2 separate regions of the Mus musculus genome follow, and region 2 is linked to region 1. The links are chromatin contacts, found by Hi-C or POLR2A ChIA-PET in ENCODE. All regions are on one chromosome and are shown on one strand. The core of a region is the stretch at or near the end of the contact, and the rest is flanking DNA. Distances in the headings are between cores, read along the strand shown.

Region 1 (7,720 bases), core at 2,493-4,992:
GTCCCCAGCAAGTGGAATGCAGTGATGTACTGCTACCATCGCAGGACTGGGAAGGCAGAGCAAGTGGATCCTCAGAGCTCACTGGCCAGCCAGCCTAGCCACATCAATGAGCTACAGGTACGGTGAATGACGGCTATAAAAAATAATGTGTAGGGAAATTTGAGGAAATATACAACATGGACTTCTGCCTCTGAACACATGTGCACACACATGTTCAGGGACCCATATGTATATGCATACAGATCTGTACAAACACACATATAATCTCCTGCACTATACACAAGGAAGGAAGCGACCGATCTCTGGAAAGCCATAGAAGAAGCTGAATGGCTATACCGAGAGAAAGAAACCAACCTGAAATGCTACATAGCTTGTGTTTACAGCATAAAGCATTCTGGGAAAACTGACAGTATGGCGACCATAAAAAGATCAGTGACAGTGAGTATCTTGACTATGAGGGAGGAGTGAGTAAGGAGATCAGAGGTAAGTTTTAAGATGAAGAAAATACTTCATGTGACATTATACTCATGAATGAATGCCAATATTTCTCAAGCCCATTGCCACCGAGAGAGAACACTGTATTTCTGGGCGGAGCCTTGTAAAATTTAGCACTAGAGGCAACCAGTGGCTGCTGACAGAGAGAGACTCAGTTTTCTTCATGGGTGAGTGCCCTGATAAGTTATTAAACCCCACATGGTCAGCCCTAAACACACGTACATATGAGCTAAACACTAAATGGACTCAGTAGACTCGTGTGTATGCGCATGTATAATACAGAATTCGGGCTGTGAATATGACAGGGAGTGGGGAGTGGGGGTGGGGGGGGAGTGGGGGAGAGATGATGTAAATGTTCAAGCCATTATAATTTTTAAATAAAAAGAGTGAGCTCTACATACACTACAGACTTCACTTAATAATGCAAAGATACTAGACAACTCATCAGCTGTAACACTATGGTGTGGGATACTGTGAATGGAGAGCCAGCATTGACATGGAATCTCTCTGCCTTCTATACTTTCCCATAGTGGATTTAGGAAGTACAATCTATTTACAAAGATTTCACCCAAGTGGCCTGGTCTCCCAGTGTGGTGTGTCTCAGCACAGATGGCAGAGTGGGTCCAGCAGTTGACTCAGGCTGAGGGACTGTTGAGTCACAGCTCCAGAACAGTTCTACATTTTCAGCTGGCGAGGCAGGTCACCACATCCTGCCTTCCCGCACCCCTCCCCCCACACTAAATATGGGCCTTAACATTTATTTATTCCACTGAATCTGGTCTTGTTTGAGTCCGAGCCTCTGATGCCCTGGCCATGCCTCCTCACAGCTGCACCCCACCCAGCTGTGCCAAGCAGCTATAAAAGGAAACTTCCTTCACAGTCCCCAGAAAAGCAGGAAATGACTGTCCAAAGGGAAGTTCTATCATGGAGTTCGGTTCCGCCCAGTGACTCGGAGATGCAGAGATACAAAACCAAAGCTGCGGCCACTGACCTGCTCCCTGCTTCAGCAGCTCGGCTGCAGAGTTGGCTGCTGTCTGGGGAGAGTTTTCTGCTATTTCCTCCAGTGGATCTGCAGGAAGGAGTGAGACGAGACATGAGCTCCTGACACAGTAGTCCACATGGCAAAGAAAATCTGATGACAGAATTCCCAGACGGTGACAGAGCTTTCTCTTGCGAGGCAATCATGCAGCCCACAGAGACTGTAACCCATTCTGAACACAGATGGAGGTGGTATGCCCCTAAAACATGTTCCAAGTCTCTGAATTCATTTACATAAGTGATCAAAATTTAAAAGATAAATAAAATAACATTTACCTACAGGAAAGCTGGGACACACAGTAAGGCCCCTATACACCCTGGATATTAATTTTTAAAAAAATTATTGTGGGTATTTTCTAACAAATATAAAAGTAGAGAGACTTGTTCATTCATGACCTAAATTTAACCATAGCAACATCATTCTCATTTTGTAGGACTGTGAATCTATAATGCAAGTGACCTTAAAATTAGTCTGAGAAAATATATTTTTTCATACACACACATGTTTGTATATAAAATAACTACTTATGTATGTACACGTTTTACATGTCTGGTGCCCAAGGAGACTAGATCTTCTACAACTACAGTTTTACATGGTCGTAAGCTGCCTAATGTAAGTGCTGGGAATTGAACTCAGGACCTCTGGGAAAGCAGTCAGTGCTTTTAACCACTGAACCATCTCTCCAGACCCCAAGTGTTTTACATCTTTAAGCTGAGCAGTCTTTGTTTTCTGGACACCTTCCATACAGGCCACGATGGGCAATGTCTGAAAGCTATTATCAGCAGCAGGGCATTCTTCTTTCTCAATTCAGGTGGCCACTAGTTTTCTTTGGGGTTTAAGAGTATATGTCATAAAAAAAGAACCTTAGTTTATTTTGTAAGGTGGGTCCTGGGTACAGCATGCTATCAGCGGTACAGAAGATCGTACACGCAGCCAGATAGCACTGAGAACTCCTCCACATACCTCTCTCCGGAATGAGCAGCTTGCAGGGTAAAGCCAAGGGCGTAATGGAATGCTGGCACACCAAAGCCGTCAGGCTCCCTATAAAGTGGATAAGAGTAAATGAATGTCACCAATCTCTTCACTTGCTCTGTGCTTAACCAAAGAATCAGTTGAGACCAAAATTCCAAAAACGCATGCCTTTATACCACTGTGGGATGTGACTCAAAGCTCCAAGAATGACAAGGCCCAAGCCAATGAAGAGGGTGATGGAGGGACCTGTAGTGTATGCCAAGCATATGGCCTTTATAAGTGCGAAGTGCCGGGGCGCTTCTTACGAGTAGGAAACAAGGCTGCCCCGGTCTATCCAGAAGGCTCTCAATTCACAAAGAAGGGGGAGCTCTGGTGGCAGCACTGTGCTCCTCCTCCTTGTGCCTGAGGCATGGGGACACACTGCGCTCCAACCCTGCTGGGACCCAGCTGCTGACCTTCACCTTGTCTTATTCTAGCTCTCGGAGGATCCCTTCCGTTTATTTGGTTTTTGACAAGGCTTCTAAAGAACAACTGCCCCTTCAGCTTATCTTAAAGACCTCACGTGGCAGCCTGACACCCTGGGGCTGAAAGGAGAGAAACCCATTGTGGTACAGAGTCCCTCGAATCTCAAGCCACCTGAAGGAGGGAATCTATGCTCTAGAAATTCAAAAGAGCTTCTCAAGTAACTCACCAAAATATGGTTCATTTGAGCACCCTTTCAACCGCACTCCCTTTGGGGTACACTCAATCAGGAAATGCCGGACAAGTTCATTGGACAAATCTCCAGCTGCGGGAAGAATAAAAATTTATTGTTTTAAATTTAAAATGTAAGAGAATCAAAGTAGGGATCGAGGGTAGAGAAAAAAGAGAGAGAACTATATAGAAGACAGACAGACAGACAGACAGACAAGCTTTTATATCTGCCTCCTGCAGATATCAAATCTAAGGGCTACACTTAAGAAGGCTCCCTCTAACTAGGATTAAACCACTGCACTACTGGGCCACTCCCAGAACCACTCCTGGGATGGTCAGTGGGCGGGGCCACAAGGCAGGTGGATAGTAAGACTTAAGAGTCCCTGAGAGACAGACACCCTCAGGCGGAACTCCAGAAACTCCCAGAGACGGGATGAACTGGCAGCTTAGAAAGACCCTGGCCTTGGAGCACCAGCTGCATTCCTCCAAGAGAGGAAAGGCCACCGAGGCTCCGGCAGAAAAGACTTCAGTACAGAGCTGGAAGGATGCCAGCCCTCTGGGTGAGGTGGAACCGCCAGCTGGGTACAGAAACGCCTGCAGCAACAAGCAGTCTGCTATGTAGGGGCAGCATTCTACCAAACTGCTAGTAAACAGGACACTTGTGTTCAAGCCAGCTGCTGAACCGAAAGAGAAGAAGCAACTGAATGGAAAAGTACAAACTGAACCAGGAGAAAAGAAGTCACTGCCCCAAGCTGCTAAAGTCAGTAGACACCCTGTGTACTGCATCTCTCTCCTTAATTGCTGTCTTTAGCACTCTGAGACCTAGCCTCTCAGTATAATTGATATAAAGCAAGACCTACTAAATTTGCGATTCGGGAGAGGTTGCCAGACTCTAGTCTGTATAAGCTGAATAAAACCTGGCAAATTTTGAGCCCCAGTATGAGGCCATAAATGGAAGATTCCACACCACGAAACTTTGTTTCATGAACGAAATAATGGAAAATATTGCATAACATTACTTTCAAAATATATGGAATGTATATGAATTCTATAGGAGATGTAAATGAATTTAATCTTAGGACTTGGGTCTCCCAGGTTGTATTCCCAGCAGCCACATGACAGCTCACAACTGTCTGTAACTCCATTTTCAGGGTATCTGACACCCTCTTCAGGCCTCCATGCATACTAGACATGTACAAATTTATGCAGTCAGATATACAAGGAAAAATATCACACAAATAAAATAATAAAGAAATAATTTTTAAAAAAGACTTAAGCCTCATTCCCAAGATACCTCATTATTAGTGTACAAATATTTTGAAATCTGAAAATAATCAGAAACCGTCGCCATATCTGTTTGGGGCCATTTATGATGAGAGATCCTGAGCTGCATTAGGCTCCAATGATGCTGATCAACACCACACATTAGCGGCAGTACATGTTAGCATTTCCTAGGGGCAGTCAAACCTGCAGGGATTCCATGAAAGTCTGACACATAAAACAGAGGGAACAAAATATGACACTTCCTCTGTGGGAAGAGAAGGTGTGGGGCTTCCAGCCTAATGAGAAAACCCACTGAAGGTCTGGATTCTACTTGTGGAAAATGGCCCCGTGAAGATCCTGCTGCCAAGGGTGTTTTGGAACACAGAGTCTAGAATGACCACAGCTGTCTCATCTCAAATTGACTGGAGGTGGCTCAGTGACTAACTGGCTCTTCACTCATTTGGTAAACTCTTCGCTCAAATCTATCGTTGGACTGGGAAATACAAATGTCAAACCCAGGCCTAGGTATACACACAGAGTCGAGACTGTATTTCAGCCAGTGGAGACCACCATGCTGGGTTTTCTGACATCTGCTATTCACATAGCCTCTATTTTGTTCGTTTATTCTCAGACTTAGTCTGAAGGCTGCCCAAGGAAGGATACATTCCCAGACATTAGAAGTCTTTTCCTGATATGTCACTAACTGATGTTCCTAAGTCAGACCTGGTAGTCCTCAGCAGCCAGGTCTGAGTGAGTGCTTCATGATAAAGGCCATACGTCCCCGCAGTAAGGTTCTGTTGAGCTTCTTAGGCGGGAATCCTAGACGTTCTATGTGATGTCACTTACTCTCCCACTCCCTCACAGAAGCCCTGTCAGCACCCCCAGGTTTGGGAGCTGTGCTCTGCCTGAGTCCCAGGTGCCTCCCAACCACACTTCCTAGCCTTGCAAGGCAAGCACATTCCTGAAGCAGGTCAGCCACCTGTGCCTGAGGCTGGCCCACTTGCAACCACATCTTACAACCTCAGTACACCGTGTACCATGTTTGCTCCAGGAAGCTTTCAGACAGATTTCACACAAGAGTTAGGATGGCTCATCTCAGACCCAGGCATGGGATGGGACAGACAGGTACCACAGCCATGCTGATTCGGATTCCTCTCTCTAGCTAAGGCAACGTCTCTCACTGATCCATGCGGCAGAGGCTCAGCTCCCAGAGAGATGCTCTGGTGATCAGTGAGGATGTAAGGAGGGCTGGAGTAGGGTCACTTAGTGCATGCCCTTAGGAGGGTGACGAAACCTCGCTCTCTCCCCAGCCTCTCCCCTTCACGTTGCAGGCAGAGGGAGAACACATACTCCCTCATGCACAAGCAGCCTATGATGATTTCTCTATCACAGGCCTGGTACCAGAGCCAACCAAATGAGCTGAACCTCTTAAAACCATGACCCACAGTGAACATTATCTCCTGATAAGATAAATACGAAGGGCATCCTGCACAGGGCGACTACTGCACACTCCTCGTGACCTGAGGTGTTCAGTGAGTCTTAAAATTTTTGATTCATAAGATAGTACATATTCTATGTACTATATTAGTGTTCACATTGCAAGTTTAAAAGTATGGAAAAGACGGGTTAAAAAAAATGAAGATAAAAGGTATACATGGATGGACAGCTACTTAAGGAAGTAACCTTAGAAAGCAAACACTAAATAAAGAGAAGCAGTGGGAACAGTTGCCGATATCAGCCACTGTAAACAACAGACAACCCCCGTCTATGGACGCTTACCTTTCTTGTTGAGGTGCAGGACAGACGGAGGAGGTGTGGCCACCTTCATGGCCAGGCCGTAGGCCCCTCGGAAGGAGTGACTGTCCCTCACGATGAATGACCCGGGGGCTTTGTCCTTCAGCATGGCAATGGCTAGGGGAAGGAAAGGCATGGATGACTGCAGGGGACAAAGGTCACTGCCCACCCAGAGCCTGGGATGGCTCCACCTCTGAAAAATCACACTCAAGGCTGAGCTGACGCTCAATGCATCAATGACAATTGAAGAGTAACGTTCTCTTGATTGGCAATGGTTCCAGGGATGGCTCGGCTGCCTGAAAGCAGACTGTTACAAAGCACCGACATCCTCTCTCTTCTGCACATGGGCACTTCCCCATCTCTTTTCAGCAGTAAGAAACTGGTGCTGATATGCGTGGGGAGCGTCCCACGCCCAGGACTCCTTTTCTCTATACATCCAGAGCAGCCCCTTCTCCCAGCTGCTCCTACAGCCTGGGCCAGTTGGGACCCTGCTTGGCAGATGAACGTGGAGTAAGGAAAATGCCATCTTTTCACCTGTGCAGCTAAGCAGGGAGACCAGAGACAGAAGAATTCGGGACACTGGCCACATAAGGTTGCTCTGTGTGTTTTGGGGGAGGCTTGGACTCACTAAGCAGCTTTCACAAAGGTGCCTGAGGGAAATGAAAGGCTTTTCAGGCCGTGGTTGTGTTCATCCCCCACCTCACCCCACCCATGCTTCTCTTCCATTTAAAATGACAACAGCTTCCTTGAGCTCCTGGGAAGAACTAGAGTCTCACAGTTCCTGTTAGCTTTAAAATCTAATGGCAGAACCTCAGGGAGAAAACTAGCCTTTCTGAGAGATGATGCTATGAATGAACGGCCCCATGAGCTCCTTAGGGACTTCAACCAGGTGGCCAATGTGGGGTAGATTCATGCAGGCTACAGGAAGCTCCTAATGGGGAGAGCTCCAAACACTCCATGCCCTTTCATGTCTGCAGCCACCAAGCCTGAGATTCTCCTAGAGCATTAGCTCTCCATGGCCTCTTTCTGCAGTACTCTGGAACCTAGGACCTCAAGGAGTCCTTAGTAGAGACCTGAGCAGTGTCTCATCCTCAAAGCAGTGGTGGGCTGCCAGGCTAGTGAAACTGCCAGTGTTCACAGGCCACACGCTGGGATGGATGCTTGTGGCTTGAAACCACTTCTGGCCCAAACCCTCAGGGGGACTGAGTTTTCCCTGTAAGACTGTGAAGGTTGTAGAATGTTCTCCAGAGTCCTATGAAAAAGGTGTATTTATCTGCGCCACAGCTAATACAAGGAGATCCCTGACAGAAGGACCCAGAGACCAAATACGACCAACATTGTAAGAGGTCCCTTAACCCCGCCTACCTTGTTCTCTTGAGATGTCTGCCTTGTACCAGAACTTCGAAGTGTCTTGAACAAATTTCACAATCACGAGTTTATCATTTGGGCTATCTGTGAAGCAGA
Region 2 (7,720 bases), core at 2,291-4,790, 220 kb after region 1:
CTGTAATTACAGCACTCGGGAGGCTGAGGCAGCAGGATTCACCAAAAGTTCAAAGTCACATGAGCTGTAAAAACAAAGTAAGTGCCTAGACACTCTCTGAGAATGCACTGTGCCACACAACAGTTTGTGCCACAGGAAGACCTGCCACACAGACACTGAGGACCTCCCCAGGGACTCTGTGTGCAGGACCATGTTCCTTACCACAACAACAGACATGCTCAAAACACTCTTGATGCAGAATTCAAAACAAAGTTCCCAGAAGCTTGGGGAATCTGCGTCTTCTACTTTTACGAGTAACAGGCATCAAGGAAATGAATGTCCCTGCCCCTAAGCTGCACTCAGCAAACTGTGAGTGTACAGAAAATGGTGGAGGAGGGGTGCAGATATGACAGAATGGGATCCCCCCCTTTTTTTTTCAAGACAGGGTTTCTCTGTATAGCCCTGGCTGTCCTGGAACTCACTCTGTAGACCAGACTGGCCTCAAACTCAGAATTGACCTGCCTCTGCCTCCCAAGTGCTGGGATTAAAGGTGTGCACTACCACTGCCTGGCGCCCAAATTTGGTCTCAATGTAAGAGAATGGATGCATGAGTTTTGAGACTTACTTTGTTTGTTTCCTTCTGAAGTCCTGGTTATTGAATCCGAGTTCTCACATGCTACACAAGTGCTCCACCAAAAGATACAGCCAATCCTCGGGGGTTTTGAAATGCAGTACATACTCCTTCTCACCTACGCTAAGGAGTTTAAATGCCATTTCCATGTGGAGAGTCCACTGAGGATACATAGGCTTCACCGTGAGTATTAGGGGTAATTGTGCTCTGGCTGTGAACACGCTCTACTCTCTGAGAAGCACAGGGTGGCTAACACTTAACCAATACCTACTGAAGCAGCCAGCCTGATCCACTTATTTTAGCAGAAATGGTGGCAGGGGCTCTGAGTAGATGAGGCTTGCTCTGTGTCATTAGGTCACTGCTGGCAGGTTTCTTTCCAGGTGAAATGAAGATGCAACCTGTTCTCCCCTGCTTCTGGGTCCTACAAGAAGGGGCCAGGTTAGTGCACCTCTTAACGACCTTTTGCCTAGATCCAATGCCTCGGACTACCTGGTAGGTGGCATGGTCTCATAAAAGTGTTTTACTTTCAGAAAGAAAAAACTAAAGAACTTTTGCTAGCAGTACCCCAGTGTTCCCCACATCCAAGTTCAAACACAGAGTCAGAACAGGCTTCCCCTGAACATATCCATTGCTAACAGCAGGCTGACCCTAAGCAACATAATGTGGCTCCAGGGGCAGACTGCATGCAGATACACCACTAGCTCCCAGACTTTGGAAATTTGTTGGTAATTTTCCTCGTCTGTAAAATTGCTCCTTGTATCCTGGGCAGACAGAAGCTGTGACTGCCAGACAGACTCAAATACCCTCTTCCTTTGATATCTTCCACTCCACCTTCTTGTCTAGCTGACTCCTTGTCAGGCCTTGGCTATACCACGAGTATACCAGCTCCCCTGGAACCTTCTATAGCATAGTAACATATTTGATCTTGTGAACTATGAAGTCAACATTTGCAAGTAGCTCAGTTTCAAAACACAGCAGGCCAGAGAGACACTTTGTAAAAGCTAATCGATTTGCATTTAGGCATATGATGTTCCCTGAAGCAACTACTTTTTTTTTTCTATCTTCTTAGTGGTTAGGTTTCGCATCTGCTGCTGCGGATAGCTTTAGCAGCCTCGGCAGAGGAGCTACCCTCAGTGGAAGAACTGCTGCTGTCTGGACAAGCATTCAAAGCCAATTGCCAGGGAAGCAGCAGCAGCAGCCAGCCTGCAGGAGCCAGGCCATAGAACTCAGACATTGTGTCCCAGAATTCCAGCTACTCCTCCACATTTCAGCTTCATAAACAGGATACTTGGCATTTCTTTGCCCATATGCAAAATGGGTGTGATAATCCCACTTCCCTCTTTCTTCCAAGAATCATTGGGTGAGATGAAATAAACAACAGGCAAAGAGTTTAGTACCACTCAGCCAGAGGTCCTTATTGCCCTCTGTCATTCTTTGGGGGGGGGGGGGGCAGTCACCATGACTTTATCGGAGGTCTGGCTTCTTACCAATTGCCCCAGTTAGTTCTCCAGGACCCAGCAAATGCACCCCCTTGTCTGTGCCCCCCTTCCCTCACATAAACACACACACGCACACACACACACACACACACACACTCCAAGTCCTGGCCTAGCCTCCTACAGCTTCCAGCTGCAGCCATCCCCGCCCCCTTCCTGGTCCTCAGCACAGAAAAGCCTTTCTTAATACTTGTTGATTGATTTGCAAATATAACCTCATAGGCCCCAAAGAGGGAAGCAACAAAATCACAAAGACAGTCAAAAATCTCTTTTAACAGGCAAAAAACTAAAAGCACTTTTAAAAAGTATTCATATGAACAGACCAAAGCCTCAAGGAAATACATCAATATGTCAAAAGGGTTAGCTCTGATGGGGTACACATTATTACTATAGTAGCTCCTGTATTCTTGGTTTGGGGTGTCGTTTTGAAGCTCTATACAGTGGAGCAGAAGGCACAACTCAAGAAACAAAATTTGGAGTGGGCTGTGACAAAGCCGAGGGCGTTCCAATCAGTTGTGGTCACCCTAGATAGTGCGGTCTGCTGGCCCCAAGCCCTGGAGGGAACTTTTTGTGTTCAGTCACGCTAGAGAGTCGGGATCACCTGCTGGCACCGGCCAGAATGCCAGTTGGGGAAGGAAGGGGTTCGGGGTCTCTTTTTGCGGCATAGACTCTCAAATCGATCCAAGCAAACGTCCCCAGGGGCAGAACACAGAACTACACAGAAACCCCGGGGCCCAGGACCCTCCCTCCTACTTGTCAGCTACAGTGCCCGCGTGCCAGGAGACACGTGCCACAGGTGGCCCCCAGGCCTGTGCCTGCACTCGTACTCCTCCGAATAGTGGGAAAAGGCGGGATGAGACCCCTGGCTCCCAAGCAACCGAAAGGAAAGGAAAAGAGGCACACAGCTCACTTGCCTGGAAAAGGCGGGAGTAAAGTCCTGAGAAGTCTCATTGCAGCCCCAAGCGGCTCCTCCGTCTTCTCTTCCCTAACTGTCTCAGGGAGCAAAGTCCGCAGGGCCGGGGCGGCGATAGTGTGGTTCCGCCCCCGCCCTCCTAGCTAGGCGCCGGGCGCCGCGACCAGGACCCTGCCGGCCCCGGAGCTCCGGCCCGCGTCGGCCCGAGGACCTGGCTGAGCCCCAGACTCCCGATCGCCGCAGACCCCCTGGTCGTCCTCAGTCCTGGATCCCAAGCGCCCTTCCCGGGTGCCCCCGCGCCTTGTCCCTACACCCTCAACTGTCTCCGCGCCCAGGTTTGGTGTCTGCTCGGCTGCAACCCAGTTCCAAGACCCCGAACGCCCAGGCTCTGGAACCTGAGCGGGGGCCCCAAACAAAGAGTGTGGCGGCGTGTGGCTGCCCCTGCCCTGCTCCCGACCCTGGTACCTGGGCGAACCCGCAGCGCGGTCCGGCGGGGCGATGGCCGAAGCGAAGCTGGGCTCCGAGCTGCTCGCGGGCGGGCCCGTCCTCCTGGCTGGCCGCCCGCGCCCGCGGCAGGGCCCCCTCGAGGCGGCTCCGGCAATCGCTACGGACCGCCCGCGCACCGGAGCCCTGCCGGTCACCTGGTCTCATCTTCCTAACAATGTCCTGCGTTTCCAGGTGCTGGACACCCGCCCCCCGCACTCACCCCCTCGGGTTCCTGACCCAAGGGATGAGCTCTTTAAAATACCCTCCCACTTCGCTGGCCTCCCTAAATACCTCGGGGGCCCCAGTATTCTATAGGCTCAACAGTTCCATGTCTACGTAAGTGCACCTGGGGAGGGAGGTTCGAGTCCCATTCCTGCAAAACCAGTTTATTGTTTCATCCAGTGTGTCTAAGTGCTGTTTCTGCCAGGAGGAAGTCCTACAATACCCTCCAGTGACTTATTATCCCGTGGGGCTCTACGTGTATCAAGCAGCAGTCTCTAAGACAGCCCAGGATGCTCCAACAGCCCCTTCAACATCCAGAATTCACCAGGCAGGAGGAGATGATGGTGCTGGGTAGAAGTCCCTTGACTTCTTAAAGTGAACCTAGCAGGAGAGAATACGGTTGAGGCTGGCAGGAACACAGGAGAAAGAAGATCTCCTGAACAGCCTTTCTCAGATGAGGACAGAGCAAGATTTCTTAAGAGATCCCCAAGATTCGGATAGCTGGGCCTCTGTGTCCATTTTCTCATTGCGATCTCCAGGGAATGATGGCATGCCATTGCATGGTCTTTCAAACACGTCTGCATAAATGAGATGGAATTTCCATCAGTTTCTAGTGGACACCAGCAGCCCTTAATATCTCTGATTCCACTCCGGGAAAACACTCCAGGTAGCTTTAAAAGAGGGTAGAAATTGTATCTATCTGCTCGGTGCAGCCACTGTCTGAGGTTACCAAAACCTGTTCAATTCTTGCCATATTGTGCCTTCAAGAAAAAGCCAGGCTTGCCAGGAATGGTGGAGAAGCTGAGCTAGGAAAGTAATATCTGGTGGATCTGTTTACAGCGCAGCCTTCACAAACACTGAGGTGAGGCCCTGGATCCTAGGCCAGGCTAGAGGCCGGGCCACACCCTGTTTCCTCTCCCCCAGGTTTGGGAAGGCTATGCCTATCTCTGAGAAATGGAGACATTGGGAGAAGGAGATGTTGCCTGAGGCAAAAGCTTCCCCAGGCCCTGAGCCCCAGGCCCTAAGGAATGAAACAAGCATTTCCCTAGCCTCTGGGAGTCCCACGGGTCATGGGTGAGGAACAGGATGCTTGTAAAGGAGCCTTTAGAGGGGATAGGGAGGAGGTCACAGTCATTCTGCTAGAAAGGGGGACAAGGCAGGAACTGTTCCTTTGCCTTTGACCTGGTAAGAAAACACCCCCAAAATCTTAACTTGACATAGGTAAACCAAGTGGTGGGGATCAGAGCACTGTAAGGTGAGGATCCAAGACTATCCAGATTCCGTGCTGTTCTCTCAGATGTTTACCAACAGCCTACTCACTCCAGCCCTCCAGTCACTGGGTTGCCTTGCTTGGTCCCAGCTGCCCGAGGGACTGCAAGAATTTCCACAAGGTGTTCCAATCACCCTCCTTAAGAGCTAATGTGGGAAAGTACTTGATAGCTCAGAATAAGGAAGACCCCAGGCAAGGCTGGGATTCTGCATCTCTGTACCAGGAGCCTCTGCTAAGATCTCCCTACTCTGTTTTCCCTACCCAAACTAAATGGTCCCAGACCCCTGTCCCTGCCCTCCCTGCGGGGATAGTTCCAGTGTGGGATAGATTCTCTAATTAGATCCTTGTTTCTAGAACAGTGAAGTGGGGGCCAGTGCACGTAATGTCCGTCCTTACGTTCAATGCTAGTGTTCAAAAATAAACTGAAAAGAGAAACTGGACCATAGTATCTTTGAGCACCCCATGTCTGGCTGCTCCATGGTCCCTGCATCTTGTCTACAGGATGAACAAAGAAAACTTTGGATGATTGACCTGGGCCTGGCTTATGCAGAGCTGAGCACCATGGGGCCTCCTCACTTCACATGCCATGACTTTATATTTCCAAAAACTTAAAACAAAAACAAGGCATGAGCAATTATCAGCCCCCCAAAAGGAGATCATGTGGGGTCCCCCCCCCAGGCTTAGCCCTCCAAAAATGTCTCAGAGTTTAAAACAAAAGTGTCAAACCAATTTAGCTAAAGAAAAGTCTGCTGAACTGGCCCCTCCCTGCGGGTTCCCCCAGCAGGAGAGAGCGCTGGTGGGTCTGGTGCTGTACCTTCCTTTCTCAGCCCCCAACCCCAACCCCTCTGGGGCCTCCTTGACTCTTCCCAACTGGAGTCTAGATCTTCTTAGTAATTTTGTCCTTGCTATGGGGACTGTCTTTACCTTGACAAAAGACTGATAGGATACATTTGTATCTCTAGATGGATGACTTAATGCGCCCCCTTTCACTGAAAAGAAATTTTGCGTTCCCTTTCACTGAAAAGTAATGTTTCCAGACCTATTGAACAGCAACAGGAAACACATGAGAGGTGGCTGCATAGCCTGCAGTGCTGTGAGGCAGCCCGGGTTTGAGTGTGAGCACACTACAAGGTTTTGCCTTCAGAGACTGCTCACTATGAGCCTTCTTCTTTTCCTTCTGCCCCACAAAGGAGCAGATCACATTTTGACAGCACAGGCTTCACACTGCACCCCCCCCCCCACAGGCTCATCTCACTTTAGCTTATTTATTTAGATTATTTTTTTAAACAGGTCCTTGCTATGCAGCCCATGCTGTTCTCATCGTTCTCTTGTCTCTGCCTCCCACCTGTTGGTGGAGCACTACAGGCTGGCCCAGCCCTTGCCTACACTGTGTCTAGAGTTTCCTACAAATCTATCATCAGTTGTATGTGTCGACCTGAAAAGGGGGAGGGATGTGCAGACTGCTGACCAAACGTTGTTTGGGGACATTTTTTTTCTTTTTTGTTTGGGGTTTTTTGAGACAGGGTTTCTCTGTGTAGCCCTTGCTGTCCTGGAACTCACTTTGTAGACCAGGCTGGTTTCGAACTCAGAAATTCGCCTGCCTCTGCCTCCTGGGTGCTGAGATTAAAGGTGTGTGCCACCATGCCCGACTGTTTTGGGAAATTTTCAAAGGTGTTCGAAATGCATATTGGCCTTTGAATCAGCCCAGGGAGTAAAGATGGTCTTCTCCAATGTTGGAAAGCATCTTCCATCCTTGAGGCCTGGGGAGGAAAAAAACAGAGGAACAAATGTTCTCTCTTCTTGAGCTCTTAATTTCATGCTGTCCTGCCCTTGAACAGATTGCTTCTGGCTCTCAGGGCTTCAAACTAAGGCTGGATAACACCACAGCTTTCCTGGCTCTGCGGTTTGTACACAACAGACGGTAGGGGCTTCTCAGCCTCTAGAATCTAACACTAGTTGATCTCTGTAATAAATCCTGCCTTATATATAAATTCTTTTGGTTCTGTTTCCCAGAAAGTCTTGATGTGGTACCATATTCCCTAAGTACAAATTAATGGGACAACATGGATACTAAGTGATAGATGCACGCTTGGGGTCTGTGTAGCAAATCAGGTTTCTCGATAAGTGAGGTGTGCTCTTCTCTGTGTATGGTGAACAATGAGTTGATTCAATATACCTTCATGGAGGTATTGCCCTGGGCCAGCCCAGAGTTCCTTAGTTGCTGGATTGGGTAGCCACAGGTAAAAACAGAGCCTGAATGGAGTCATAGTGAGTCATGCTGAATGGATCTGAGATCTCAGACTTTTCCTGCTGGAGGAGACTTCAGCCTCCACCATGGCACTCCCAACAGATGCTCATTAGACTTTGGCTTGACAACTTCCAATAATAGAATCCATCTAATTTTGTGAAAATCAAACCATTCAATGAGTGTAGGTTGGCCTGCTGGGAAGGCCTTTCTAAGAGAGTTGCTTCTAATACTCTCATGAGACCACAACGTGTCTCCCCAAGGCTATGGATCAGACAAGGAGAGTTGGGGGAAAGATCTATGAAGCAACAGGCTAAGAACCATACCTTTGTTGAATAGACTTTGTGGAAGAGACATTGCATGAGAAGAGAGCCCCCTACAGGCATGATGTGGGCACTATGCTGTGCCGGGGAGGGAGGATGAGCCCAAAAAGATTGGGAACAGGATAAAGAACTAGCAAAAAGTGGACACCCATGGG

Evidence for each region. Hi-C counts contacts between places; a loop is a spot of excess contacts on that map. ChIA-PET counts read pairs that join two places held with the same protein, here RNA polymerase II (POLR2A).
Region 2: a map of v-Abl transformed pro-B cells shows a loop between it and region 1 (2.9-fold over the local background). The contact joins the promoter of Tns3 here to the enhancer-like site in region 1. A Hi-C loop is called at or near these places in 1 of 37 maps with a recorded cell type or tissue (v-Abl transformed pro-B cells). POLR2A ChIA-PET finds 5 or more read pairs at or near these places in 1 of 5 experiments (Patski).

What each region holds. Positions count from the first base shown.
Region 1 is chr11:8,442,449-8,450,168 of GRCm38, forward strand. Tns3 (tensin 3) reads right to left here. Exons shown (of 31, transcript NM_001083587.1): 23 at 7,622-7,708; 24 at 6,242-6,373; 25 at 3,198-3,293; 26 at 2,498-2,575; 27 at 1,487-1,564. Among named protein-coding and RNA genes, the nearest start is that of Tns3, 220 kb to the right of the region's middle. Within about 2 kb of position 3,743, at least 2 of the 3 ENCODE cell types and tissues checked have a DNase peak (open chromatin) inside an H3K27ac peak, as active enhancers do.
Region 2 is chr11:8,660,995-8,668,714 of GRCm38, forward strand. Tns3 (tensin 3) reads right to left here and starts at 3,541. Exons shown (of 31, transcript NM_001083587.1): 1 at 3,485-3,541.